Linked DNA regions of Homo sapiens: region 2 is linked to region 1. Evidence: chromatin loops called from intact Hi-C (ENCODE). Cell type or tissue: A673. All regions are shown on one strand. Links, peaks and the distances in the headings refer to the core of each region. The heading gives the core; the rest is flanking DNA.

Region 1 (9,211 bases), core at 793-8,792:
AGAGTCTCGCTCTGTTGCCCAGGCTGGAGTGCAGTGGCACAATCTCAGCTCACGGCATGCTCCACCTCCCGGGTTCATGCCATTCTCCTGCCTCAGCCTCCCGAGTAGCTGGGACTGCAGGGGCCCGCCACCACGCCTGGCTAATTTTTTGTGTTTTTAGTAGAGACGGGGTTTCACCATGTTATCCAGGATGGTCTCGATCTCCTGACCTTGTGATCCGCCCGCCTCGGCCTCCCAAAGTGCTGGGATTACAGGCGTGAGCCACCGCACCCAGCCAGATGATGAATCTTATTGCTCTATCTAAATTTCTAATCACGAAGACTCCCAAGAAGAAGACTCCACTAACAGTCACCCTTTGGCATTTTATATGATTTATTTTATTTAATTCTCACTTCAACTCTGCAGGGAAGGTACTATTATTATCCCCAAAACATGGATGAGGGAATGGAGGCTGATAAGGTTTGGCTGTGTCCCCATCCACCCAAATCTCATCTTGAATTACAGTGCTCATAATCCCCACGTGTTGTGGGAGGGACAAGGTGGAGGTAATAGAATCATGGGGGCAGTTACCTCCATGCTTTTCACCTGATAGTGAGTGAGTTCTCACAAGATCTGATGGTTTTATAAGGGCCTTTCCCCCAGTTTCGCTCATTCTTCTTCTTCTGGCCACTAAATGAAGAAGGACATGTTTGCTTCCCCTTCCACCACGATTGTAAGTTTCCTGAGGCCTCCCCAGCCATGCTGAACTGTGAGTCAATTAGACCTCTTTCCTTTATAAATTACCCAGTTTTGGGTATGTTCTTATTAGCAGCATGAGAACAGACTAACACAGAGGCTTTGAGAATTTGTATGATTTTTCGAAAGGCAGAATTACCCAATGGCAGAGCCAGGACATGAATCCAGGAGTGACTAATCACAAATTTGTGCTCTGTGCTGAAATAGTATGCCAGCCTCCTTCTCCCTACCAAGTTCACCCATTTTTTCCTACCCTAATTTTTCCTTTTGCCTGGATGTCCTTATCTACTTATTAAAAATTAAGTTGTATCTTGTTATATCTTTTTAGCCAATTTAAGCCCTTTGCAGAAAGAAAGAGAAGTATATATGCTTTTTTTTTTTTTTTTTTTTTTTTTTAAAGCCAAGTGTCTTTTTCAAGGTTATCTGAAGAGAAAGTGTGCTGGTTATGCACACTCCAGATTCTGGAGTCCTATAAGCTGGAGATTAACTTCTGGCTCTCTGTCGTATTAGCTGAGTGATCTATGGTAAAGTTTAAAACTTCAATGTCCGGCCGGGCGCGGTGGCTCACGCCTGTAATCCCAGCACTTTGGGAGGCCGAGGCGGGCGGATCACGAGGTCAGGAGATCGAGACCATCCCGGCTAACACGGTGAAACCCCGTCTCTACTAAAAATACAAAAAATTAGCCGGGCGTGGTGGCGGGCGCCTGTAGTCCCAGCTACACGGGAGGCTGAGGCAGGAGAATGGCGTGAACCCGGGAGGCGGAGCTTGCAGTGAGTCGAGATCGCGCCACTGCACTCCAGCCTGGGCGACAGAGCGAGACTCCGTCTCAAAAAAAAAAATAAAATAAAAATAAAAAAAATAAAACTTCAGTGTCCTTGCTTGTGAAATAGTGAGGTTATTATTACTCATCTCATGGGATTGTTTTAAGATTAAACACAATAATGCCTCTAAAGTGCTTCGCGTTCTGCCCTTTTCATGGAAGGCTCCTGATAACGGTTTGGATCTGTGCTCCCTCCCGAATCTCATGTTGAAATGTAATACCCAGTGTTGAAGGTGGGGCCTGGTGAGAGGTGATTGGATCGTGGGGGCAGTTTCTCATGATTTAACACCATGTCCCTTGGTGCTATCGTCATGGCAGTGAGTTCTCATGAATCTGGGTGTTTAAAAGTGTCTAGCACCTCCCCTCCCCCTTCTCCCTCTTCCTGCTGCTTTGGCCGTGTGAGATGCCTCACTACCCCTTTCCCTTCCACCATGATTGGAGGCTTTCTGAGGCTTTCACAGAAGCAGAAGCCACTAGGCTTCCTATACAGCCTGCAGAACTATAAACAAATTAAAATTCTTTTCTTTATAAATTACCCAGTCTCAGGTATTTCTTTATAGCAGTGCAAGAATGAATTAATATAGCTCCTGATAAAAATTTCCGTTGTTTTTTATGCTTACAGGCAAACAAGATAGTCAGTAAACAGTGTACTAAACTGGGAAAATCAGCCCTGCTTCATTCTAATTTCCACTATAGCTAAGTAATTTCATTTTAATCAATTTTTAAGGCACCAAAATGAGACAACCATTTTTCCAGGTTGAGTGGATTCTTTTTTAATTTTTAATTTTTGTTTTTTGAGACAGAGTCTTTCTCTGTCACTCAGGCTGGAGTGCAGTGGCGCAATCTCAGATTACTGCAACCTCCGCCTCCTGTGTTCAACTGATTCTCCTGCCTCAGCCTCCTGAGTGGCTGGAGCTACAGGTGCGTGCTACCAAGCCCAGCTAATTTTTTTTTTTTTTGTATTTTTAGTAGAGACGGGGTTTCACTGTGTTAGCCAGGATGGTCTTGATCTCCTGACCTCGTGATCCGCCTGCCTCGGCCTCCCAAAGTGCTGGGATTATAGGCGTGAGTCACCGCGCCCAGCAAGTGGATTCTTTAAAATTTATGTCGAAGATGGAAAGAACCAAGGTAGAAGTAACCTGGGTTCCAAGATTTTATTAAGTGCCACGTCAGCCTTGAACTCACTACCTCCGGGCTTCCTGTCCTGGTGAGGGAAATACATTATTATGTAGTTAAAGTAACTGCTATTTTGGTTTTACTCTTTCTTTTAGCCAAACCCATTTTAAACTAACACAGTGGAAACAATTGTGAGCAGGAAAAAGATTTTATGGATTCCAATTATGTTTCGCAATCTGCAAGTCAGCATGAACTGGAATGTCTATTTACTGCGGCTTTTTGTTTCCTAGTTATGATAGTGTTGTATGTCTATCGGATAGAATAGTCTTTTAATTCACAGACAGCACTTATTTTATAGTCAAGAATTGATGGGATTGGGGATAAGCTAGGAAGCACAAATGCAATTTGCTTTTTATGATTTTATCTTATTTTCTATGAATATACATAATTTCCTAATTGTATATTTACACACACATATACACAAATAAATATAAATTTTTGGTTCCCAAATGTATCATTTCCCCAGTTATCAATTTCGTCTGAAATGTGGTGGGCCCTGAACTATGGTAACTATGGTTACCATGTGGTAACCATGTGGTGGGCACAATCCTTTAAATTATACACTTCTCTTATTAACAATTGTTTTTACTGGCAATGAGGAAAAAAATGTGGTACTGGGTTTTTAAAAGACTTCTACAGAATTTTTTTAAATGTTTGGGCTTTACCAAGAACTCATTAAAAAATTGTAATCCTTTTCCTTTCTATATATAGTTGAATGAACACACATACACACACACATGCCACAAAACAAAAACAAAGTTATCCTCACACACAGGATAGAAACCAAACCAAATCCCAACACATGGCAAGATGATAGGCAGGGAAAAGGACACAGTAGCCACAAAGAGCTTTGTTCTTTTTGTCTTCTTTTACCTTCATTACTGTCATCCGGAGTAGTGTAGATGGAAGCCAGGGTAAATAAGGAAAAGATAACAAAAGCCAATAAAATGAATGCCATTTCCAAGTTGGTGTAGGGAAGCTCCATGAACCACCACCGAAAACTTCTTCACCTACAATAGGAATAAAACATGGGCTCAGCATACTCTAATCCAGAGAGAGCTTGCTCAGCAATGATTTATTTTAGAATTCAACATGTGTGAGATTTGCTAAAGCTTGTTAAAATACTTCTGTGTACCTGGAACAATGTATTTGGCAGTGGCAAGAATGGACTGTGCTCTTGTTGTTTTGAAATTTGGCATACAATTTCACTGTGTAGATTGGAAGAGAGCCTAGAAATCTGAATGGTAGAGTCAGTTTACCTTTACACAGCTTTGTGAGTTTTTTGACACAACTCTGGGAATAAAGACAAGGTATGCTGACGTGCAATGAGCACTTAAACGGGGCCAGGCACTTGAAAAAGCTTGAGCTATTACCTCCTTTAATCCTCATAATAACTCTGTAAGTGAGGTACCAGTATTGTCTCCATTTCATAAATGAAGAAACTGAAGCACTAAGATGTAACTTACCTTAAGTTATAAATCTAGTATATGGTAGAGGTGAAATGCCAACTCTGGCAATCTGGTTATAGAATCCTCACTCTTAATCAATATACTATACTGACACTCGACTAACCAACTAACCAACCAACCAACCAGCCAATCAATCCCAAACCCACCATAATGGTTAGGATCATGTTTTGCAAAAGCATTATGTGGATTGATTGGAGAGGAGTTTTTTTTTTTTTTTATACTTTAAGTTTTAGGGTACATGTGCACAACGTGCAGGTTTGTTACGTATGTATACATGTGCCATGTTGGTGTGCTGAACCCATTAACTCATAATTTAACATTAGGTATATCTCCTAATGCTATCCCTCCCCCCTCCCCCCACCCCACAACAGGCCCCGGTGTGTGATGTGCCCCTTCCTGTGTCCATGTGTTCTCATTGTTCAATTCCCACCTATGGGTGAGAACATGCGGTGTTTGGTTTTTTTGTCCTTGCGATAGTTTGCTGAGAATGATGGTTTCCAGCTTCATCCATGTCCCTACAAAGGACATGAACTCATCATTTTTTATGGGAGAGGAGTTTTTATGTTAGGTGGTAGAAGATACAATGGGTTAAGCAAAGGATAATAGAAAGAATTTAATGTCAAGATGAGAGCTTAGTCTTTTTTCAAATGATATTAGAAGATGAATATAAGGTCCTTAGTAGTACGGAGACGTGATGAAGCAGTATTTTGCGAATATTAATGGCATCTCCATGTACAGGAGAGAATGAAGGAAGAGAATGGTAACTGGAAAAAACTCAGAGTGAGTTTTAGCTCTGTGTCAGGATTTTAGCAGGAAGGATAGAGAGGAAGGGATAAAACTCAGAGCCGATTTGATGGAAGGGCAGAAGGATCTTGGTAGCTTGTTGGCCATATGGGGTGCAGAGGGTGCCCCAACATTAAAATGAAGTTCAGGGAGAAAGAGGGGAGACAAAGATCACTGGGAAAAAGAGGCTCCCAGAATCATGTGTGAAATCGGTGGTAGAGAATATTAATTCCTCAAACTTCATTGTGGTTAGTAGAGATGCTGATGCACTCTGACATATTCGGCCATTCATCAATATTTGGAAAATGAATTGATCAAGCTTCTGCTTCTTCAGAGAATATGAAGACTATTAACTCTGCTAAAGCAGCTCAGAGAATACCGTTATTTTTACCGTCAGTTTTCTGTGAGGACTCTTTCTTGAAGAAAAAATAAAAATAAAAACAGAAAAATTTGTGCCATCTAGTGGTTTTTAAGTGCTATAGGTCGGAGAAAGAAGGATGAATTACCCACACTCTCTAAAGATGTTTCATTATACATATGTAGTACCCTGTGCTCATGCAAAATGGTTTCTCCTATTCTCCAGTTTTGTCCTACGCCTAGAATATCAACAGATTTTAAGGTAGTTGTCTTTGAGAGGAGGCAGCTGTTAATGTTTTCTGGACACATAGCTCATGTGTGGTGAGTTCCTGCCTCCTTCCCTTCCTCTGGCAACCTGGTTACAGAATCCTCATTCTTTTTTTTTTTTTTTTGAGATGTACTGTTGCTCGTCACCCAGGCTGGAGTGCAGTGGTGTGATTTCGGCTCACTGCAACCTCTGCCTCACGGGTTCAAGCAGTTCTCTGCCTCAGCTTCCTGAGTAGCTCCTTCCTTCCTCTCTCTCTCTCTTTCCCTCTCTTTCTTTCTCTTCTTTCTCTTTTCTTTTCTTTTCTTTTTTTTTTTTTGTGACAAAGTCTTGCTCTGTTGCCCAGGCTGGAGAGCAATGGCATGATAACAGTTCACTGCAGCCTCGGCCTTTTGGGCTCAAGCAATCCTCTCATTTCAGCCTCCAGAATAGCTGGGGGCTACAGGCATGCACTGTTACGCCCAGCGAATTTTTTGATTTTTTTTGTAGAGACAAGGTCTCATTATGTTGCCCAGGCTGGTCTCAAACTCCTGGGTTCAAGCAATCACCCACCTTGCCTCCCAAAATGCTGAGATTACAGGCATAGCTACCGCCTCTGGCCCTGTGATGAGTTATTTCTAGCTCACTACCCTAGATGCTGCCATTCTAGACAAATAAACGCAAAATAATGGTCTTTGAATTGTCAGTAGAAATTGAAAGCTGGGGGAAAAGACATAGTGGGATAATAGATATTGTCAGACATCTATGATTATGGAACTTGGAACCCGACTACCTTCTTGTCAAATGCTCAGGGCACAGAGCCCTTGACCAGGAGCTCTCCACAACTATGCCCTAAATTCAAGAAGAGGTGATTTCTGCATAAATAAACCAGCCAAGAGTTATTTTCTAAATGCAAAGATGATGCTTCTGATGCCTACACTGTTCCCATTCTTGCATATCCTTGATGGAGCATCTGAAGAACAGTTGGTTGTACAGCCTGCATTTCTTCCTGGGTTGTGTATCTGTAGTCTGTTCTCTGGACATTTTCTCCATCTCAGCTTACTTGGTGCAAAAATGTATCACTTGTTCCCCACAGCTTCTCTAAGGGTTAGGACCAACTGAAATTATTATCTAGTAACAGATAGTAGGTAAATCATATTATTTTTGTATGATAAAAATTAACGTAACTCCTTTTATCATATATTCTATCACATTTAAGCTTATCTAAGCTTAGTTAAGTTAAATCATTTACTAGTGACTAAAGCCTGGTTACCTTGATATGTCATTATTTCTTAGATAATTTAGGAAACAGATTAAATTCAGATGGTCATTAGACTATCCCGACCCTACCATTCTGTATTCCTACTATCCTTTAGCATCACGAAGGGAATGATCTTTATAAATGTAAATCAGATCCACTCCTCTTCTACTTAACTAGCCAATGGCTTCCCTTGGAGTAAAATTCAAACTCCCAGTTCTTCCCTACTAGGCCCCCATCACCTACCCCACATCCCGTCTGATGGTAGCATGTGTGACAGTTTGCATGCTCCTGCACTGACCTTGCTTGTGTTCCTTGCCCTGCTAAGCTCATCCTGTCTTCCTCCTGCCTGAGAATCTCCTCTACATTCTCATTGTCTACTTTCTCTGTGTCTTCTCTTCAGTTCAAGCACCACCTCCCCACAGAGGCATTTCTTGACTTCTAATCTAAGCCAAGTTCTCAGCAGTTTTATTTTCATCACAGCTATTCTCCATTGCATTTTTCTTCTTTTTTTTTTTTTTGAGATGGAGTCTCACTCTGTCACCAGGCTGGAGTGCAGTGGCACGATCTCAGCTCACTACAACCTCCGCTTCCCGGGTTCAAGCGATTCTCCTGCCTCAGTCCCCCGAGTAGCTGGGACTACAGGTGTGTGCCACCACGCCTGGCTAATTTTTTGTATTTTTAGTAGAGATGGGGTTTCACCATGTTGGCCAGGATGATCTCAATTTCCTGACCTCGTGATCCGCCTGCCTCAGCCTCCCAAAGTGCTGGGATTACAGACGTGAGCCACCGTGCCTGGCTACATTTTTTTGTTATTGTTTGTCTGTCTTTCCCCATTAAAGTTCTATGAAAGCAGTCTGCTTTGTTTATCTCCGTACCTATAGGGCTTAGAAAAATGACGGGCATATAGTACATTTTCCCATAAGTATTCACTGAGTGACCATAAACGAGTGGATGCAAGCAGCACCGAAGAAGGCAAGTTGATGCAAAACTCTGAATTTCACAGCTGTGAATGGAAACTCTGGATTGAAGATGTATTTGGAAATCTCAGCGGCATCAAGCACTCTATTACTTGAGAAAATCCCACCCAGAGGACAAGAAGTATATTTTGAAAATGGCTTTAAGGTTTCCATAAAACAGGCAGCATGGTTGGGATTGATGGTTTTTCTTGCTGCTGTTATTGCCCTCACGGGGGAGATGTGTTTCTTTTCCTTTGTTACTTTATTTTTCTGTCTCATGGCTGCTGACAGAGCTCACTGCTCTCTTTGTGCACCATCCGTTCATTCTCTCGCGGCTCCCTTGAGTGCTGTTATGATTGCTCGGGGACAGCATGGAACATGCTCTTCTTATTGAGTCTCCTTCCTATTGTAGATGCTGTGTGCATGCATCAAGGGCCAAGGGGACTAGGTAAAATGACTGCCTTCATCTAAAGAAAAATCTGCCAGAGTAAAAATAAAGGGCTTATTTACAGGAAGTAAATGCACTTTTCTGGGCAGTGGGAATTTAGTGTTTTGAATTCTTATAGCCTGCTACATTAGAAAACTATGGGCTGAAAAAAATCTGTGAGATACTGCAGTGCCCACTCCCCCCTTGCCTTCAAAGGCCTTGTGGAAAAAGTCTAAAGGCTACTAACCAACGTGCATGCCACTTCTGTTGCTTCCTGGATTTATCTGCCTTTTTTTTTTTTTTTTTTCTGAGACAAAGTATCCCTTCCTTCTTTAAAAATTCTGAACAAGACTCACCTGCTGCATTGAATGCTTATCTAATTTAAATAATCTGAAACCAGTGGCACTTTTTTCCGTTTTATCTGTAGGAGGGTGGTTCTGTCATGGTGTAAATCCTGTCTACTAAACAAAGCCTTGAATTATCCCGTCCATCTGTGAAATGCCAACAACGCTCATTAGTCTCTGCATATGGTTTCTGAATTATGTATTCACCTTGAAGGCTCATACAGGCAGAAAACTGTTTTTCTTATTTACTCCCTGACACCAAGTACTTGGCAAATCACGCTTGCTGAATGACAAATGATGTGTCCCAGCTCCTGTCAATGCTGTTCCTACTTGACATTTCAACCTGCTACATGTCTCTTTGATTTTCTCAATCTTTCTTTTTGGATGGATCCTCTATCATGTTGCCTTCCTCTGTTTCTTTGGGCAACTCCATGTCTCAAGTCTTCTTCTGGTCAAACTCTGAACAAAAAGCCATCTTGTCCTTGAGAACTTTCCTCCAAATAAAATTTCAGGTTTGGAAAGAAAATCAAAAATCACCTTGTCCAGACACCATACAATGATTGAATTTTCCCTAAACTGTTTTGGTGAAATAGATGGCCAGCCTGAATTCCTCTAGTGATGAGGAACTCACTGTCATT
Region 2 (9,211 bases), core at 435-8,434, 330 kb before region 1:
CTTGTGGTTTCCAGATGGTGACCTCTTTTTCTTCTTTCCTTTTACTTTTTGTGTAACATACTCTGTACCAGCCTGGGTGCCATAGCAAGAACCTGTCTCTATAAAAACTTCTTAAAATTGGCCAGGCATGGTGGCACAGGCCTGTAGTTCCAGCTACTCCAGAGACTGAGGTAGGAGGATCGCTTGAGCCCAGGAGGTTGAGGCTGCAGTGAGCAGAGATGGCACCACTGCACTCCAGCCTGGGCAACAGGGCAAGACCGTATCTCACACAGAAAACAAAAATACATTTAAACAAAACAAAACGAAAATACATTTAAAAACTCATTTATAAAAATAGGACAGGGGAAGCTGTAGGTATAAGAATGTATGCTGGGAAGCCGGGTGCGGTGGCTCACACCTGTAATTCCAGCACTTTGGGAGGCTGAGGTGGGTGGATCATGAGGTCAGGAGATCGATATCATCCTGGCTAACATGGTGAAACCCCGTCTCTACTAAAAATGCAAAAAGTTAGCCAGGCGTGGTGGCGGGTGCCTGTAGTCCCAGCTACTCGGGAGGCTGAGGCAGGAGAATGGCGTGAACCCGGGAGGTGGAGCTTGCAGTAAGCCGAGATTGCGCCACTGCACTCCAGCCTGGGCGACAGAGTGAGACTCTGTCTCAGAAAAAAAAAAAAAAAAAAAAAGAATGTATGCTGGGATGGTAGTTATTGCTTCCTAATTACAAATATTGAATATTAATCTTTCTGCTCTCCTTTCCCCCAGCTCGTGTTTGTTGTTTTAGCATTTTTAACAGGTGTGCTTTGTTCTTATCCTAATCCAAATGAGGACAAGTGCCCAGGAAATTACACAAACCCATTGAAAGTTCAGACGGTTATAATCCTTGGGAAAGTTATTTTGTGGATTCTCCATTTACTCCTTGAATGCTACATCCAGTATCACCACAGCAAAATCAGAAACCGAGGCTATAACTTGATCTACCGATCAACAAGGCATCTCAAGAGACTTGCGTTGATGATACAGTCCTCTGGTATGTCCAATTTTCTCTCAGCTACTTGGGTGCTTGAGGGACAAAAATGACAGCAGAAAGAATATATGAAGTTTGATTTTAGAATCAAATATATTCTCTCATTTTTGTAAGGTTGATGTGTGTTCTGACCACTAAAATTTGGATCACCTTAATGTCTTAAAGCTTTTCTTGGCCGGGTGCGGTGGCTCACGCCTATAATCCCAGCACTTTGGAATGCTGAGGTGGGCAGATCACGAGGTCAGGAGATCGAGACCATCCTGGCCAACATGGTGAAACCCCGTCTCTACTAAAAATACAAAAATTAGCTGGGCGTGGTGGTGCATGCCTGTAATCCCAGCTACTCAGGAGGCTGAGGCAGGAGAATTGCTTGAACCAGGGAGTCAGAGGTTGCAGTGAGCTGAGACTGTGCCACTGCACTCCAGCCTGGCAACACAGCGAGACTCCATCTCAAAAAAAAAAAAAAAAGAACTTTTATTATGAAATATATAGCCTTAATTTTCATTTGAAATCTGTTATTTGTTATGAACATGGTGTCCTCATAGCATGTGTGAAGTGTGGAATTATACCCTCTTTTGTTACCAGGTGGTTTACTCATCTCATAAAGATAGAAATGCTGTTGCTATTTGACATTTCTGAGGATAGGGAGAGGGAATTTTTAAATTTTATTTTATTTTCTCTGAGGCAGGGCCTTGCTCTGTCACCCAAGACTGAAAGGCAGTGGGGCCTTCATGGCTCACTGTAGCCTGGAATTCCTGGGCTTAAGCAATCCTCCCACCTCAGCCTCCTGAGTAGCTGAGACTACAGGTGCATGCCACCACACCCGGCTAATTTTTTTAAACATTTTATGTAGAAGCAGGTTCTCACCATGTTGCCCAGGTTGGTCACTGGAACTCCTGGCCTCAAACAACCCTCCTGCCTCAGGCTCCCAAAGCTCTAGGATTACAGGTGTGAGCCAGTCCTGGTGGGAACTTTTTAAAAATGAAGCTCAGTGCTTTTCTTGCAGTAGGAGACAGTAATGGTTAGTTCCTAGGATAGAGGACTGTTAGGCAGTGAGATGCATTATATCAAACAGAAAACTTGGAAAACACACAGGTCCTAATTTATGAAGGCAAGATCAGAAGGTCCACATGAGACTTAGAATGCATGAGTACTTGCTTTTCTTTATCGTTGCAGACATTTTAAAGATTTAATGGAATTAAATTGAACTTCTTTAGGTAAATTTGGCATTAAGTTATAGTAAATGGCCGGGCACAGTAGCTCATGCCTGTAATCCCAGCACTTTGGGAGGCTGAGGTGGGCAGATCCCTTGAGGTCAGGAGTTTGAGACCAGCCTGGGCAACATGGAGAAACCCCTCTCTACTAAAAACACAAAAATTAGCCAAGTGTGGTGGTGTGCCCCTGTGGTCCCAGCTACTCTGGAAGCTGAGGTGGGAGAATTGCTTGAGCCGAGATCATGCCACTGCACTCCAGACTCCAGCCTGGGTGACAGAGTGAGACCCCATCTCAAAAAAAAAAAAAAAAAAAAGAAAGAAAAAAAGTTGTAGTAAATAACTTAGTTTCTACCTTTTAAAAAGATCCTGTTTTTCAATTTGAGTCCAGAATAAATCTTAAAAATTTTTGAATCCAGGCCAGGCTCGGTGGCTCATGCCTGTAATCCCAGCACTTTGGGAGGCCGAAGCGGAAGGATCACCTGACGTCAGGAGTTCGAGACCAGCCTGGCCAACATGGTGAAACCTCATCTCTACTAAAAATACAAACGAAAATTAGCCGGGTGTGGTGGCACGCGCCTGTAGTCCCAGCTACTTGGGAGGCTGAGGCAGGAGAATCGCTTGAACCTGGGAGGCAGAGGTTACAGTGAGCCGAAGTCATGCCGCTGCACTCCAGCCTGGGCAACAAGAGCGGAACACTGCCTCAAAAGAAAAAAAAACTTGAATCCATATGTAGTCTTCCTACTTGGAGGAGGCAGCGAGAAAAAGAAAAAGAAGGAAAAAGAAAAAAAAATTTTTTTTGAATCCAGGCTGGGCATGGTGGCTCATGCCTATAATCACAGAGCTTTGGGAGGCCAAGGTAGGAGGATTGCTTGAGGCCAGGAGTTCGAGACCAGCCTGGGCAACATAGTGAGTTCCCCCATCTCTACCAAAAATGAGAAATTTAGTGCTGTAACAAATGAGCACCAAGTTAAGTTTTAAAAAAAAAAAGAAATTCCTGGGCGTGGTGGCTCACGCCTATAATCCCAGCACTTTGGGAGGCCGAGGCGGGTAGATTCCCTGAGGTCAGGAGTTCGAGACCAGCCTGGCCAACATGGTGAAACCCTGTCTCTACTAAAAATACAAAAATTAGCTGAACGTGGTGGCGGGCAACTGTAATCCCAGCTACTCGGGAGGCTGAGGCAGGAGAATTGCTTGAATCCGGGAGGCAGAGGTTGCAGTGAGCTGCAATCATACCATTGCACTGCAGCCTGGGTGACAAGAGCGAAACTCTGTCTAAAAAAAAAATTAAGGCCGGGCACGGTGGCTCATGCCTGTAATGCTAGCATCTCAGCACTTTGGTAGGCTGAGGCGGGAGGATCACTTGAGGTCAGGAGTTTGAGACCAGCCTGGTCAACATGATGAAACCCCATCTCTACTAAAAATACAAAAATTAGCTGGGTGTGATGGCAGGTGGCTGTAATTCCAGCTACTCAGGAGGCTGAGAATCGCTTGAACCCGGGAGATCAAGATTGCAGTAAGCTGAGATCGTGCCACTCCAACCTGGGTGACAGAGTGAGACTCGATCTCTAAATAAATAAATAAATCTCTATTTCAAAATAAATAAATAAATAAGTAAAATAAAATAAAATAAATAAATTAGTCATGTGTGGTAGCCTGTGCCTGTAGTCCTAGCTACTTGGGAGGCTGAGGTGGGAGGATCCACTTGAGCCCAGGAGTTTGAGGCTGCAGTGAGCTATGATTATGCACCACACTCCAGCCTAGGTGAAAGAGTGACACCCCCCTCTATAAAAAAAGAAAAAAAAATTGGATCAAATTAGAGATTTTTTTCTCCAAAAAAAAAAAAAAAAGGCTCCACAGAATTTAACTTTTATTTTTCTTCTGTTCTGTTAGTGCATTTTCTTTTTTCTTTTTTTTTTTTTTTTTGAGATGGAGTCTCGCTCTGTCACCCAGGCTGGAGTGCAGTGGCGCTATCTCGGCTCACTGCAAGCTCCGCCTCCCGGGTTCAGGCCATTCTCCTGCCTCAGCCTCCCGAGTAGCTGGGACTGCATTCGCCCGCCACCACGCCTGGCTAATTTTTTGTATTTTTAGTAGAGACGGGGTTTCACCGTGTTAGCCAGGATGGTCTCGATCTCCTGACCTTGTGATCCGCCGGCCTCGGCCTCCCAAAGTGCTGGGATTACAGGCATGAGCCACCGCGCCCGGCCTGTTAGTGCATTTTCTTAAAGGGCATGCTGCAAGTTCATCTACTCAGTGAAATTCTCAGTGGAAGCTGAAGGGCTATGCTATATCAGCGTGAAGCAGTTTATAGAGTTGGGTGATCCTGACTGCTCTTGAAGGGGAAGCATTTATTGCTCCCTGCCTCTTGTGAGAATGAGCTTGAGAATGTTCAACTGTTGATGTGCAGCTCTCTCTTTTGGCCAGAAGATGTCAGGGTAACACAAAGATTAAAAAAAAAGAAAAAACTTAATTTTAAACTACAAAAGATCTTATATGATCTGTGACCAAAATAATACTCAGTTTCTCAAGTGATGGTCTGGAAATAGTATTTTGGAAGCTCACAAGGAGATTATTTGATCTTTACCTTTCCAAAATCTGCCTTTCAAATTTTTGTTAAACATGTGAGCCGTAATCATAATCTATTTCTGAACACTTGGACCTTTAGAATCACAGGTGATATCACGTTTATGTGGCTCATGTGAAAACCCAGAAAATCAAACGGAATGGAGCAGGTACTTACCTTATTTCTATTTTTTAAAATATTTTTTCTTATTTGCAAAAAAAAAAAAAGATAAATCTATGGAGATGTAGGATGTAGGACTTACAGATAACAGTACTGATAATATTAACTTCAGCCTGATATATTTTGTTATTTTCCAGAGAAGAAAAAAAATTATTTACCTTTGGGTGGAGATGGGAGAAAGGGCTTTGCTTTCCTACCAAGTGAAAATATTTACCTGATTAATCTGTTCTCCTTCCTTAGATCCAAATACATATATATATATATAATTTTTTTTTTGAGAGTCTTGCTCTGTTGTCCAGGCTGGAGTGCAGTGGTATGAACTCAGCTAACTGCAACCTCTGCCTCCCAGGTTCAACTGATTCTCCTGCCTCAGCCTCTCCAGGCTAGACTACAGGCACGCACCACCACACACAGCTAATTTTTATATTTTTAGTAGAGACGAGGCTTCACCATGTTGGCCAGGCTGGTCTCGAACTCCTAACCTCAGGTGATCCGCTCCCCTTGGCCTCCCATAGTGCTGGCATTACAGGCATGAGCCACTGCGCCCGGCCTAATAATATTTGAGTTCAAAATGTATTTGGGCCAGGTGCAGTGGCTCACGCCTGTAACACCAGCACTTTGGGAGGTCGAGGCAGGCAGATCACCTGATGTCAGGAGTCCAAGACAGGCCTGGCCAACATGGTGAAACCCTGTCTGTACTAAAAATACAAAAAAAAAAAAAAAAAATTAGCTGGGCATGACTGGGGTGGTGGTGGGCGCCTATAATCCCAGCTACTCAGGAGGCTGAGGCAGGAGAATTGCTTGAACCTGGGAGGTGGAGGTTGCAGTGAGCGAAGATGGCGCCACTGCACTCCAGCCTGAGTGACAGAGTGAGACTCCATTTTTAAAAAAAAATTTTTAAAAATCAAGTATTATTAGTTACATAGCCAAGTTGCATATTTGGGGCTTTTTTCACATTGAAATGAAAACTTGGTCCTTCACTGAAAATAGTAATTTTCAACCCATCATGTGGGTCCAGTCAGTCTCTCTGGGGCCTAAAAGTGTAAAGCCAGAGGCTGAGGACATGCAAAAGTGCAGTTCAAGGAAACTGCTCTTGAAGGTAAATTCTGGAAGGAATTCCTGGCAGGAATTGTAGGACCCGAGGGCATAGTGATTGTGTCCTTCCTGCTCACCTCTAGTTCTCATGGCCCACATTCTTTGGGAGGGCCAGAGACTGTCTTAGTTGACTTGTAGAAATGCCTGCTGGAGTCCTCACTGATGTCTGGGCCTGGTGCCCTGGGGTAAGCCAGAGCAGCTGGGTCTCTCCTGTAGCATAGCATCTGACTTCAAGTCCCCTGTGAGTTTTGTTTAGAGGAGGGGCTGCATAGCATGTGCCTGGAATTGAAAATCAGAATTCTTGTTTTAATAATAATAATGATATATGGCATTTACTACATGTCTACTTAGGCATTGTTAGTTCATTTCTTCCTACCAGAACCCTGTGTGATAAGCATTATTTCCCCCATCTTATAGTGTAGGAGTCCAGGTCTGGGTGAGATCATGGGTTTCGTTTCTAGGAGGCATCAGATCCTACACTGGAGCCCAGGCATGGTAGCTCTCAGCCTGTGGTCATTACAGGACCGCCCAGCCCACAGGAACTTATTTCTTCCAAATATTCTTAATGAATAGCAAGCATTAACCTTAGAATCTTTTTTTTTTTTTTGAGACTGAGTTTCACTCTTGTTGCCCAGGCTGGAAAGCAGTGGTGCGATCTTGGCTCACTGCAACCTCCACCTCCTGGGTTCAAGTGATACTACTGCCTCAGCCTCCTGAGTAGCTGGGATTACAGGTGTGCGCTACCATGCCCAGCTAATTTTGTATTTTTAGTAGAGACAGGGTTTCACCGTGTTGGTCAGGCTGGACTTGAACTCCCGACCTCGACTGATCCACCTGCCTTGACCTCCCAAAATGTTGGGATTACAGGCGTGAGCCACTGCACCTGGCCTAGAATGTTCTTTTTTTCCTTTTCTTTTTTTTTTTTGAGACAGAGTCTCGCTCTGTCACCCAGGCTGGAGTGCAATAGCACGATCTCAGCTCACTGCAGCCACCGCCTCCCGGGTTCAAGCGATTCTTCTGCCTCAGCCTCCCGAGTAGCTGGGATTACAGGCATGCACCGCCCCACCCGTCTAATTTTGTTTTTTTAGTAGAGATGGGGTTTCTCCCTGTTGGTCAGGCTGGTCTTGAACTTTCGACCTCAGGAGCCACCGCCAGCCTAGAATCTTTAAAACGGTGAGTGATGTAAAACAAAAAGCACTTAGACTATGTCTATGGTTATAAAATCATTTAAAAAACACCAAACTAGGCCGGGCATGGTGGCTCACACCTGTAATCCCAGCACTTTGGGAGGCTAAGGCAGGCGGGTCACTTGAGGCCAGGAGTTCCAGACCAGCTTGGCCAACATGGTGAAAACCTGTCTCTATTAAAAATACGAAAATTAGGCCAGGTGCTGTGGCTCACGCCTGTAATCCCAGCACTTTGGGAGGCCAAGGCGGGCAGATCACCTGAGGTCAGGAGTTCGAGACCAGCCTGGCCAACATGGTGAAACCCCCTCTCTACTAAAAATACAAAAAATTAGCCAGGCATGGTGGCAGGTGCCTGTAATCCCAGCTACTCAGGAGGCTGAGACAGAAGAATCGCTTGAACCTGGGAGGCGGAGGTTACAGTCAGCCAAGATCATGTCATTGCACTCCCAACTGGGCAACAAGAGCAAAACTCCGACTCAAAAAAACAAAACAAAACAAATACAAAAATTAGCTGGGCATGGTGGCGTGGCGGGTGCCTGTAATTCCAGCTACTAGGGAGGCCAAGAATTGCTTGAACTGGGGAGGCAGAGGTTGCAGTGAGCTGAGATCTCACCAGCCTGGGCAACAGAGTAAGACTGTTTCAAAAAAAAGTCACCATTATTAGACTATTACTGTATAACTGTATAACTGGAGAGTGTATTTGGTTAGCACAAAACTGATAAGGAGGCTGGTGTGGTAACCCAGAGGTGAAGTGACTTTCATCTGAACTAAGATATTGTACAGGGTGGTCTTCTTCAAGGAGGGTACTTGTGTAATGTCCACAGCACATACCATTATAAGGAATGTTTTATTTCAGTATGGCTTTCCCACCAGACTGCAAACTTGCTAGTACATAGGATTTGCCCAGTACCTTGAAAATCCTTTGAAAACTCTTTCATTTCTCTGCAGAAGTTTTTTTTCCTAGCATGTATTTCTTTCCTAAATGTTGTAAAACTGTATTGGCCAGGCGCGGTGGCTCACACCTGTAATCCCAGCACTTTGGGAGGCCGAGGCGGGTGAATCACGAGGTCAGGAGTTCGAGACCAGTCTGGCCAACATGGTGAAACCCCGTCTCTACTAAAAACACAAAAATTAGCCAGGCATGGTGGCGGGCATCTGTAATCCCAGCTACTCAGGAGGCCGCGGCAGGAGAATCACTTGAACCCTGGAGGCAGAGGTTGCCGTGAGCTGAGATCGTGCCACCGCGCTCCAGCCTTGGTGACAGAGCAAAACTCCATCTCAAAAAAAAAAAAAAAAAGAAGAAAAAAAAACCATAAAACTGTATTTATCTTGTTCACAAAACTGATTTACAAAGAATCTGTCAATATGCTAATATACTGTGGCAGGTCATTGGGTGAGTGGGCTTGCTAGAAGGTAGCTTTGTGTTGTTACTTTTTTTTTTAATCCAGTGATATTTTGTCAAAACTTTTTTTATTTATTTTTATTATTTTTTTTTTAAGAGACAAGGTCTCGCTCTGTTGCCTAGGCTGGAGTGCTGTCATAGCTCAGTGTAGCTATGTCATTTGTGCTGTCATAGCTCAGTGTAGCCTCAAACTCCTAGGCTTGTGTAGTTAGTTTGGATGGGGGTTCTTTCAGCAAGGATCTTTGGCTCACAATCATTTCTTTTGTATCAAGCAATAGAAGATAAATGAAAACAGCGTTTTCCCTCTCAGGATCAGACTCACATAAATATGTTAAATAAGCTTTAGAAAAATCTAAGATAAGATGCTACAGAGTCTGCCCCTAAACTTCTCTTTGATATTTGTCAGAATAAAAGTGCAAAAAGAGTTTAAAATGGTCCTCATAAGTAAATAATAGATATGCTGAGTGTGTGGTAGGGGGTGCAAACAGGTAATATTTATTGAATATTTACAGGCCAGGCACTGTTCTAAGTATTTTTTACATACTAACTCACT

Evidence for each region. A loop is a pair of places that touch in the nucleus more often than their neighbours do. Peaks named below come from ENCODE experiments on the same cell type or tissue, not always from the same donor. Only the 100,000 strongest peaks of a DNase experiment are listed, where the experiment ranks them.
Region 2: it touches region 1 in a loop (7-fold over the local background); 42 of 110 quality-filtered maps call a loop at or near these places.

Annotation. Positions count from the first base shown.
Region 1 is chr4:164,764,950-164,774,160 of GRCh38, reverse strand. It overlaps SMIM31 (small integral membrane protein 31), which reads right to left. Exons shown (of 3, transcript NM_001352885.1): 2 at 3,606-3,742. The coding sequence starts at 3,717. Among named protein-coding and RNA genes, the nearest start is that of SMIM31, 15 kb to the right of the region's middle. In A673, for the core only: a CTCF peak has its summit at 5,443 (motif pointing left); DNase peaks (open chromatin) are centred at 2,880 and 5,430; H3K27ac peaks cover 306 bases.
Region 2 is chr4:165,092,440-165,101,650 of GRCh38, reverse strand. TMEM192 (transmembrane protein 192) reads left to right here. Exons shown (of 6, transcript NM_001100389.2): 3 at 759-1,023. Among named protein-coding and RNA genes, the nearest start is that of TMEM192, 16 kb to the left of the region's middle. In A673, for the core only: a CTCF peak has its summit at 4,650 (motif pointing right); a DNase peak (open chromatin) is centred at 4,610.